Linked DNA regions of Homo sapiens: region 1 is linked to region 2. Evidence: chromatin loops called from intact Hi-C (ENCODE). Cell type or tissue: B cell. All regions are shown on one strand. Links, peaks and the distances in the headings refer to the core of each region. The heading gives the core; the rest is flanking DNA. Region 1 holds the start of PGP (phosphoglycolate phosphatase). Region 2 holds the start of RNPS1 (RNA binding protein with serine rich domain 1).

Evidence for each region. Peaks named below come from ENCODE experiments on the same cell type or tissue, not always from the same donor. Only the 100,000 strongest peaks of a DNase experiment are listed, where the experiment ranks them.
Region 1: it touches region 2 in a loop (10-fold over the local background); 35 of 110 quality-filtered maps call a loop at or near these places.

What each region holds. Positions count from the first base shown.
Region 1 is chr16:2,212,991-2,218,336 of GRCh38, forward strand. It overlaps PGP (phosphoglycolate phosphatase), which reads right to left and starts at 1,850. Exons shown (of 2, transcript NM_001042371.3): 1 at 1,148-1,850; 2 at 1-1,063. The coding sequence starts at 1,787. The coding sequence ends at 738. RefSeq lists enhancers at 1-385, 807-936, 1,958-2,252 and silencers at 1,377-1,426, 1,767-2,426. In B cell, for the core only: no CTCF peak of the experiment used is centred there; a DNase peak (open chromatin) is centred at 1,981; H3K4me3 peaks cover 1,473 bases; H3K27ac peaks cover 614 bases.
Region 2 is chr16:2,265,984-2,271,346 of GRCh38, forward strand. It overlaps RNPS1 (RNA binding protein with serine rich domain 1), which reads right to left and starts at 2,143. Exons shown (of 8, transcript NM_080594.4): 1 at 2,072-2,143. MIR3677HG (MIR3677 and MIR940 host gene) reads left to right here and starts at 2,680. Exons shown (of 3, transcript NR_132988.1): 1 at 2,680-2,860. MIR3677 (microRNA 3677) reads left to right here and starts at 4,730; the gene lies at 4,730-4,789. RefSeq lists an enhancer at 1,951-2,210 and a silencer at 2,341-2,790. In B cell, for the core only: no CTCF peak of the experiment used is centred there; a DNase peak (open chromatin) is centred at 2,188; H3K4me3 peaks cover 2,466 bases; H3K27ac peaks cover 2,482 bases.

The sequences.
Region 1 (5,346 bases), core at 1-5,000, 53 kb before region 2:
GGTAGCTGCTCCGTCCAAATCACCTGGGTATAAATGCACACTTGAGACAGCAGAGCTTTAGCTGGGCTGCGTTTACAGAACTGGGCAGCAGCCCTGGGTATCTGAAACGGAACAGACACTCAGTTGTGACATCAGAGTGGTTTTCAAGGAAGTAAGGGAGGTGGGAGAGTGGTGAGGGCAGCACTTTGCACCCAAGGGCAGGGAGATGCCACCTGGGAGCAGCCGCCTCCTCCACTCCCACCCTGCTGGGAGGCACAGGGACACAGAAGGCTCCGCTGGACTTTCAGTCATACTGATGGGGCTCTGGTCCATGCAAGCCTCTCCCAACAGTCAGAATAATCAGTCCCTCTGCCCCCTGAGGGGCTGGATCCCTGAATGAGTTTTTCAATAAAATACAGGACACACACCCCTAGACCCGCCTCAGTCCCATCGGCAGGCCCTGGTTACCTGAATCCCGGACAGGTGCAGAGCCTGCCCCTGCCAACCCCACCCAAGGCCCAGAACCCAGCCCACAACGCCTTCCAAGCCTAAAAGTGCATCTTCGATTACAAGCATCTGTAAACAAAATCGTCCCCCAAACGTGTACTTACAAGGTTAACAATGAATGCCTTTGCTTAACTCCAATTACACTCTTTGAAGCCACTTAGCCGAGCAGATGCTTAAGCCCCACCTATTAATTTGGGTAACTGGTTTTCAATTTCTTTTTTTTTATTCTGCAGATTAAAGACACTCAATCTTTAACCTTGAAGGGCAGGCAAAAGGTCGGCTATGCTGTCAACATAGAAGTCAGGGACCATTTTCTTCTTAGACACGCAGTCACTTTCCTGATTATTCTTCACATCCCCTAGAGTGGAGACTCCGGTGAGGGTCAGGATGGTCTTCAGGCCACAGGTGGCGCCTAGGAGGATGTCTGTGTCCAGGCGGTCTCCCACCATGACGGTGCGCTCGGGGTTGATGCCGTATTCCTGGGACACGCAGTCGAAAATGAAGCGGCTGGGCTTCCCGATGATGTCGGCCTGGCGCTGGGCGGCCATCTCCACGGCTCGGACCAGACACCCGGTACCTGCGGGGCACAGGGGACCGGGTCAAAGGGCAGGGAGGGGGCCCGCCGCCCGCCCCCCAGCCTCCCGCCCCAGGGCGCACGGACCCGCGATGAAGCGGCCGTTCTCAAGCGGAAGCCGGTTGTCCATGTTGGTGCCCACGAGCAGGCAGCCGGGCTGCTGCAGGTAGCGCAGGGCCTTGGTGAGCTTCATGTAGCTGAAGTGCGGGTCAAAGCCCACCACCACCGCGCGCACGTCGGGCTCCAGCGGCGCGTGCAGCCAGTCGCCGGGACCCTCGCCCTGCAGTGGCTCGGGCCCCACGCCCACGCTGGCGACGCCCACGGCCTCCAGCTCCGCGGCCAGGGCTGGGCTGCCCAGCACGTAGGCCTTGGGCGCGGGGGCGCCGGCCAGGCGCTGGCGCAGGTAGAGCGCGGTGCAGTAGGCCGTGCCGAAGACCTCCAGGCTGGCGCCGGGCCCCGCGGGGCCGCCGAAGCCCAGGCGCCGCAGCTTCTCGGCGTAGGCAGCGCGGGTCTTGCTGCTGTTGTTGGTGATGAAGCCCAGGCGCTTGCCGCGGGCTCGCAGCGCCCGCAGGGCCTCGGGCGCGCCAGGCACGGCGGTCTCCCCGCGCCACAGCACGCCGTCGCAGTCGAACAGCAGCGTGTCCACGTCGGCCAGCAGCGCCTGTGCCCGCTCGGCGCTCAGCCGCACGCAGCGGGCGTCGTCGCCACCGGCCTCCGCCGCCGCCATCGCCGCCCGCCGGCCGCCGCCGCCCGCCGGCCGCTCCTCGCAGCCGCCCGCCGCGGCGCCCTCCCCGCCCCCGGGGCGCTCATTGGCCCAGCGCCTCGCGCCCGCCGCCCATTGGCCTGCACCTTCGCCAATCCGCCCCCGCCTCCCGCGGGCTGCGGGAGCTCAGCGCCAATCGGTGAGGCCCGGCGCGGGGAGAGGGGCGATCATTGGCTACCGGCCTTGGGACGCCCCGGTGATTGGCTGGCAGGGCTCCAACCGGCATTCGGAGTGAAGCGCTCGCTGCGGAAATGCGCCAGAGGGGAGAGCAGCGCAGGCGCAAGGCCGCTGTTCCCGGGCTGCCGCGGGCCGCTCACCCATTGGAAGCGAGTGGTCAGCCTAGGTGACGAGGCCCTTCACGGAGTGACCCGGGCCAGGCCGGCTGTCCATTGGCCGGTCTCTCCCGCGGGCATGGGCGGGGCTCTCGCAGGAGCGCCGCGGGAGGGGGCCGGGGCACCTTCGTCGGCCGTGCCCGTGCCTCTGTGCCGTGGACGCGCTCGGGACACGGGGCCACCACGTGGGTCGCTTACCGGCCAGTCCCGCGAGCCAGCCCGGGGCTCCTTCCCCGGCAGGCGTGAGTACGCGCCTCAGTCCTTTGCAAAAACGCGTTCCCGGTTCCTTGGAGGTAACACGAACCAGCCATTACCAGGCTGGGGGATTAGGGTCTAAGGACACTGTCTAGAACCTGGTACTCAGTGATTGCTCGCCGTCATCGTCATCAATTATTAGGTATTTAATTGAGGCAAAACATTACAGTAAAGGGCATGAAAACCGTGCAGCTCGATGGAAGTTTTACATTTATTATTATTTTATTTACTTATTTATTTACTTTTTGAGACGGAGTCTCGCTCTGTCGCCCAGGCTGGAGTGCGGTGGCGCCATCTCGGCTCACTGCAAGCTCCGCCTCCCGGGTTCACGCCATTCTCCTGCCTCAGCCTCCCGAGTAGCTGGGACTACAGGCGCATGGCACCACGCCCGGCTAATTTTTTGTATTTTTAGTAGAGACGGGGTTTCTCCGTGTTAGCCAGGATGGTCTCGATCTCCTGACCTCGTGATCCGCCCGCCTCGGCCTCCCAAAGTGCTTGGATTACAGGCGTGAGCCACCGCGCCCGGCCTTTTATTTTTTTAATTATTATTTTTTGAGACGGAGTCTCTTGCTCTGTTGCCCAGGCTGGAGTGCAGTGGCGCGATCTCGGCTCACTGCAAGCTCCGCCTCCCGGGTTCACGCCATTCTTCTGCCTCAGCCTCCTGAGTAGCTGGGACTACAGGCGCCGGCCACCACGCCTGGCTAATTTTTTTGTATTTTTTAGTAGAGACGGGGTTTCACCGTGTTAGCCAGGATGGTCTTGATCTCTTGATCTCGTGATCCGCCCACCTTGGTCTCCCAAAGTGCTGGGATTACAGGCGTGAGCCATGGCGCCCGGCCGGAAGTTTTACATTTTTACATGTATATATATATTTTGCGACAGGGTCTTGCTCTGTCCCCCAGGCTGGAGTGGAGTGGCTAGATCACAGCTCACTGTAGCCTTATCACAGCTCACTGTATCCTTGACCTCCTAGGCTCATGTGATGCTCCTACCTAAGCCTCCAAAGTATTTGGGACCAGAGGTGTGTGCCACTACGCCTAATTTTTTTTTTAATTTAAATTTTTTGTAGAGACGGAGTCCCACTATGTTGGCCAGGCTGGTCTCCAACTCCTGGCCTCCAGTGATCCTCCTGTCTTGGCCTCCCAAAGGGCTAGGATTACAGGCGTGAGCTGCCGCACCCAGCAGATTTTTTTACATATGTATATGCTTGTGTAAACATAACCCAGACCAAAGTATAAAGTATTTCCAACACCCCAGGAAGTTCCCTCTTGTTCCTATCCAGTCAATAGCAGATAGCACATTGCTGACTACTTTTCTGACTCCTATCACCATAGAGTCACAACCAAGCCTCCGGACTGCTTTATACTTGGGATTATACGGTATGTGCTTCTGGCTCTTGCTTCTACGGTTTAACATAATGTTTGTGAAATTCATCCTGGCTGGGTGCTGTGGCTCACACCTATGATCCCAGCCCTTTGGGAGGCCGAGGCGGGCAGATCACCTGAGGTCAGAAGTTGGAGACCAGCCTGGCCAATATGGTGAAACCCCATCTCTGCCAAAAGTACAAAAATTAGCCGTATGTGGTGGCACATGCCTGTAATCTTAGCTACTTGAGAGGATGAGGCAGGAGAATCGCTTGAACCTGGGAGGCGGAGGCTGCAGTGAGCCGAGATTGCACCACTGCACTCCAGCCTGGGCAACAGAGCAAGACTCCTATCAAAAAAAAAAAAAAAAAAAAAAAAGATGACTTTGACTTTGAGCAGAACTGGATTTGACAAGAATCACACTCTGCTTTTACCACAGAGCAACAGGTAGTTGATTTGAGACAACGGCTGGAATGGGAACTGTTGATGATACCCAGCCATGGGCCATCTTCTCCCACACTTGCCCGGCTGCCTTGGCTTCCTGGGCACTCTGTGAGCACCTAGGCCGCTGCACCGCTCCTTCCCTGCATTACCTCCTCAGAGTCACAGGACAGGCCTGAGAGGCAGGGATTATTCACATCTCCATTTATAGATGGCCAAACTGAGCCACCGAGAGTCGCCGGCTGGACAAGGTTGAGTTGGGATTAAACTCAGTCAACCCCAAAGCTGAGCTCTGCCCCATCTGGTCGGCTTAACGTCCTCAGAATATGCCTGTATGTGTGCAGGTAGGAGGGGAGGCATGGTCACTTGTGGGGAAGGTCCTGGCGGAGGCTGGGAGGAAAGTGCGCTTTATAGGAGAGGACTGACTTTGGGAACAGGGTGATGTGGCCCTGCATCTGGGGCTAGAGGACCCCTTTGGGTGCCCCCCACACAGGAGGCATTCAGTCTCTATCTGTGAGGGGATGGCCCCAGTGTCTCCCCAAGTAAGGATCTTGTACTGCAAGCCGACCTGGGGATGGCTTTCAGTGGCACGAGAACAGACACTATTTCACCTTAACAGAGTTGCATCAATTTACATTGCAATAGAAAATATAAGTAGCCCGCTAGGCGCGGTGGCTCACGCCTGTAATCCCAGCACTTTGGGAGGCCGAGGAGGGCAGATAACCTGAGGTCAGGAGTTAGAGACCAGCCTTACTAACATGGAGAAACCCCATCTCTACTAAAAATACAAAATTAGCCGGGCGTGGTAGCACACGCTTGGGAGGCTGAGGCAGAATTGCTTGAACCCAGGAGGCGGAGGTTGCAGTGAGCCAAGGTTGCACCACTGCACTCCAGCCTGGGTGACAGAGTGAGACTCGATCTCAAAAAAAAAAAAAAAAAGGATTTTGTAGTTCCTGTTTGGGTCTGGCTGTGGAATGTCCACAGGCATTATTCTGTTGAGCCAGGCTGAGGCCTGCATGGGAAAGGAGGCCGTTTGGAGAAAGGGAGGGTCTAGTCTTGCTGCCTGTGCCTGGCCTCTCTGCCTTCCAAGGGTCTATCCACTCCCATGCTTGCCAGTGGCCTGGGCTCTGG
Region 2 (5,363 bases), core at 169-5,168:
TAATTAGTTATGGGCCCTATTTTCCAGGGACTTCTGCCTTCAGTATTTCTAGTAAGGCTCTGCACAAGCTGCAGGAGTTGTTAAGTGAAGATCTCAGGAATGGAGTCTCAGCTACTTCTGTCTCACCTTCTCCAAGAGCCAGTTGGTAAGGAGGACACAGCACACCAATGTGGTCCTGGTTTCCCTGTGCAGTGCACGCCAGGGGTGCTTCAAAATGCTGCTGAAAATACGTTCTGACCCAAGAAAGAAAAGCACCTGGCTTTGAACAGTCAAATGAGAGCCAAGGAGGGCCGAACGCCACCTTTGCTGCTCTTGTCCAGGGGTAAAATGTTTTGCTTTAGAACAGTAAGGTTCTGCAGACACCCAGCAGATAGTGCCTCGACACTCTTTGTGTCCTCGGACAATCAGTGAGTATCATTCAGAGTATAATTTAGAGTCTGGAGCCAGAGGGCCTGGGTTTGATTTGAGGTTTTACTGTGTGATTTTAGACAAGTCACTTATCCTTTCTCAAGTTTCTCATCATCAATATGGTGACAATTACAGTTCCAACCTTATAGTTACCCAGGGCATTAATTAAAGACTCGATAAATGTTAGGAGCAAGAGTTGTATCTCCACGTCCGGAGGCTCCTTCCCCCACAGACACTTGTCTCCAAAGTTACACTAATTTCTGAACTCTCAGCTGGGTTCCTGCACCCACCCGCCTTCGAATCACCTGCAGCAGCACTGTCCAATAGAAACCGTGTGAGGAGCCACAAGCATCACCTGAAATTCCTTAGTAGCCACGTCACAAAAATGGGTGAAATTAATTTTTAACGTTTGACACATCCAAAATATTATCTTTCCAACATATAATCAACATAAACATCTAATAAAAGTTTGCTTTTTTCCTAGTCTTCTAAAACTGGTGTGTGTTTTAATATTTCAGTCTTGATTAGCTGTATTTCACATGCTTAGCAGCCACATGTGGCCAATGGCTACTTGGCTGGACAGCACAGACCTAGAGTGGAGGTCACACCCGCAGATTCCAGCCCCACCCCCCCAAGAACTAAGATCTGCCCGAATGTACTTGGTGAAATCAAACACCACCAGTTATTCTTAAGCACTCCAAACACTAAGAACCACTGAGTAAGCGGACGCCTTGCTGGGTGCGGTCGAGTGCTAGAAAGCAAAAGTTGAGGTTCTCTGTTCACCCAAGTTCAGGTACCGGCTCAGGACCTCGGTTACCTCCCCCATCCTCCGGAAAGGTGCGCGTCCAACAGCCAGAGAGAGGAGAGAACAATTAGTTAAATCTCGAGGAGAGGGCGTTTCGGCACAAATCTTCAGAGCACCTTCCCCATTTAAAAGTACATTTCAGGCACAGTTCATGCGGAATCAAGACAAAAAGCCTACTCCACGTTTCTCCTCCAACAAACTTAACCTTCCCGTATCCGCCCCTCTGGGGTAACCCATCAAACTGAGCTCGGCCACCGTGCTCGGTCCATAGTGGGCCGTATCCCCACGGCCTAGCGCCGATAATTGCACACGGGAGTCCGGGAAACGTTCGCGGAGTACACGTTTGAATTAATGACTCCGAAGGGGGGATCGGCCGACCTTCCACCGCATCCCACAAAGAAACTCCGCGCCCGCCGACACCGGCCCGACACGCCGACCTCGCCGCTACCCGTCCGCGTTCACTCACAACTCCCCCGTCCAGGCGCCGGGCCGCGAGCGCTTCCAGGGCAGGGCCTGGCGTTGGGGGCTTGGGTCTCCGGCCCGGCGGGAGGGCCCCAAGGGCGGAGGCCGCGCTCCCCGCTGGTCTGAGTCCCGCGGGCCTGGCTGGGCCACCGCCGAGCGGACGAAGCACAGGCGCCCTTCCGTCCGCAGCGGCCCCGACCACTTCCGGGCCACGGCCTCGACACCTCCCACTCCGCCCGCCCCGGGCCACACTCTTTCTTCTCGGAGCCCGCACCGCGCTGCCAGGCCACCGCCGCACTGCGGGGCTGAGGAGTGGACCGGCTTCACGAGGCGTCCTGCCGGGCCTGCCGGGCAGCCCCCGAAACACGGATGCAGTCGGATTCCGCCCCAACTTACATCTTCCCGCCGCCGCCACCTCCTCCTGCTTTCCTCAGCCGCCGAGGCCGGCGCCGCTCTGACGTCAGAGTCAAGGAGCGGGAAGTCGCCGCCGCCCGGCGCGCAGCGATGACGTAAACGCCTGGCCCAATGGGCGCCAGCGAGGAAGCGTTAAAGAGTCAAGGCAGTTTGTGGGAGTCGCGCTGGGGACGTTCAAGGTGTCTCCTAGCCGGTAAAGTCCCTGGGACTGACCGGGCTGGTTGCACGCTTACTGGAGCGGGCACATGGGTAGCCTGTTGAACCTGGGAGGGCAGCGCGATGACCGAGGCTCGTCCTCCGGCGCGGAGGGTGTTAACGCGCCCGTGCCCCGCCCCTTTCCTTGCGCGGGCGCACTGGGCCCGCCCGGGCAGACTCCGGCCCCTGTCGCCGGCGGTGGAGGCGGGGCTCCGGGCCGGGCTGTGCTGAGGCCGGCGGGGTGGTAGCACAGGAGGGGTTCGCAGGCTCTGCGGCCGTGCGTGGCGGGGCGTGGGGGCCCGCAGGGCGGAAGTAGCTCGGAGAGACGGGCTGGGGCAGGGCGTGCGTTCGTGCGGTCAAAATCCACTGGTGGCGTTTGGGGTGTTCCCGTGGACGCGGCCTCCCGGCAGGCGGACCTCCACCGGGTGGGCGCGGCAGGCGGGCTGTGCGGGCAGGAAGAGCGACGAGCTTGAGAGTGGGAGATGGGGTGCAACGGCGGGCCTCTCCGGGGAGGTGACACTGCCGCTGAGACCCGAATGGAAGGGCGCGCCCGGCGGGGGAACAGCAGGCGCCGAGGTTCGCTGGAAGCAGGGAAGGGAGGCCCGGGTACCGGCTCGCAGGCCCGCGCGAGCTTCGCGGCAGCGGCACGGAGCGTGTGAACGGCGCAGCGCCGAGGCTTCATCCATCGGCCGGTGCAGGGTCCGGGCAGGGAGCACTGTCGACCAGGGTCCGACCCTGGGAGAGTCCAGAGGTGGCGCCTCTGGCAGGGACAGAGGAGGGGGTGACGCTGTAGGGGTGCAGGCAGGAGGCTCCGCGTCAACTCCCCACACTGACGGGGCGGATTTTTTTTTTTTTTTGACAGAGTCTCGCACTGTTGCCCAGGCTGGAGTGCAGCGGCGCGATCTCGGCTCACTGCAACCTCCGCCTCCCGGGTTCAAGCGATTCTCCTGCCTCAGCCTCCCGAGTAGCTGGGATTACAGGCGCACACTACCACACCCGGCTAATTTTTTTTGTATTTTTCTGGTAGAGACAGGGTTTCACTATGTTGGCCAGACTGGTCGAGAACTCCTGACCTCGTGATCCGCTCCTAGGTTCGCCTTGGCCTCCCAAAGTGCTCGCTCCTGGGCGTCCCAAAGTGCTGGGATTACAGGCGTGAGCCACCGCCCCCGGCCGAGGGCGGGTTTTGTTCTCTGCTGTGCCTGTCAGGCAGTCGTTGCCCTGTGGTTATTTGTGGAGGGATTGACGGTGCGCTGAGCTTCAGACTTTGTCTGAACAGCTTCGTGGCAGCAAGGAAGGGAGAAGGGAACAGATCCAAGCCGATCTTTGGGAGGAGAGAACCAGCATGACTTGGAGACTTTAGATGTCAGAGCAAAGGACAGGGTGCAGCTTGGTGACCCGGAGTGGGTGGGTGGGTGAATGGATGGATAGATAGTGGGGATGTGGTCTGCCATCACTGCCCTCTTCCCTGTGTGGGAAGCCAGCTCTTGGTGACTTCCTGCCGAGACCCACTCCCTCTGGCCCTGTCCGAGGGTGTCAAGTGTGCCCTTGACCCTTCACCCTGGGCTAAGGGATGTCCAAGGAGTTGGGGACAAAGGCAGCTAGGAGGAGGAGCTACCTCCCGAGTCTGCTGCAGTAAGTCACCAGTGTGTTCCTGTGGGTGGAGGCTGGCAGGCCCATCAGTCTGGTTTGGGTACCCGTTGGATTTGGGTTTGATGACATGTAAAGTGAGTTAGAGTCTCTGCATTACTGTCACACCTGCTGTGCCCAGGCATGGAAGATTAAGTGGAACAGAGGGGCCGCCCCCCTGCTGAAGGGGCCCCAGAGTCGGCGCTAGGGGAGGGGGCAGCCTCGGTGGTCCAGGCAGGCATAGGCGGAATTCTCTGAGGTGGCATTGGAGTCCAGTGGTCAGAGGTGCTAAAAGGCCCCAAACCTAGAGCCCATGCCCAGGGCCCCACTGACACCTGGTGGGCAGGGGCAGCCTGGTGACCCCACATGACATGGGTGGGCGTGACGCAGCACCAGCTGGGCCGACAGCCCTCCCCCTGCTGGTTTTTAATGCTCTGCAGTAATGTCATTTGGCCTGCGAATAAGCTTTCACACATTTTATATTAAATCTACAAGTATGATTTATTCAGGCACTTACGAATTTAATCAAATTTGTTTCTAAATATTACTGATTTTTGTTATCAAATGTGCCATCAGCTGTTGAGCTTTGAGAATTGAGCATCCTGGCTTTTGCCATTTTGAGGATCAGCAGAAGCATGTCTGGAAGAAATGTGAGAAAATAAAACTCAGGAGCCTACCCCCACCCTGCCCTTCCAGGAGCTCAGCCCCAGAGCCAGGCTGCTAAGGCCATGGAGGCTGAGGGCAGTGGAGCTGGGGTTTCTGGAGCCTCAGGGGCCCTGGTTTGCTGGAAGGGCAGGCAGGGCTTCATGGAGGGCATTAGGCAGTGGCCAGAGCCCTGCAGTGCTGGGCATGGGCTTCTCGTGGGCTCTGGCCACGGCCCTGAGCTCCTCCCCTTACCTTCCCAGAGCGGAGGGTCACCTGCTGAGCTGGGCACGGGCTTCTCGTGGGCTCTGGCCACGGCCCTGAGCTCCTCCCCTTGCCTTCCCAGAGCGGAGGGTCACCTGCTGACAGTTTGGGGCGGCTCTGTCTTTGAGAGCATGCCCTCATGAAGGCAGAATGTCCTCCCTGCCTCCATCCTCTGTGGCCCGGTGGCTCCTGCAGTGCCTGCCCTCAGAGGCTGGTGGCCTGGGACACAGGGATGAGGATGGGCTTGGTGGTGCTGCAGGTCACAGTGGGTCATGAAGGAGCTTTGGGGGTGTTGCATTCTCTGGTAAAGCACAGCAAGGGAGCCCTTTTACCCACTACTAAAACCTGGCTCTGCACTGAGGCCATGCGCAGCCCAGTCAGGTGGACGAGGGGGTAACGACTGGACCGTGGGGAGGCATCAGAGGAGGAGCTGCTGAGAGGCGGGTCACCACAGCCTGGTGCCTGTCTGGAGAGGGTGGGGCTGGGGGAGGTGCTGGCCAGGTCCATGGGGGTGGCCAGGCTGGGTCTGAAAGGGCCTTGCGCTGGT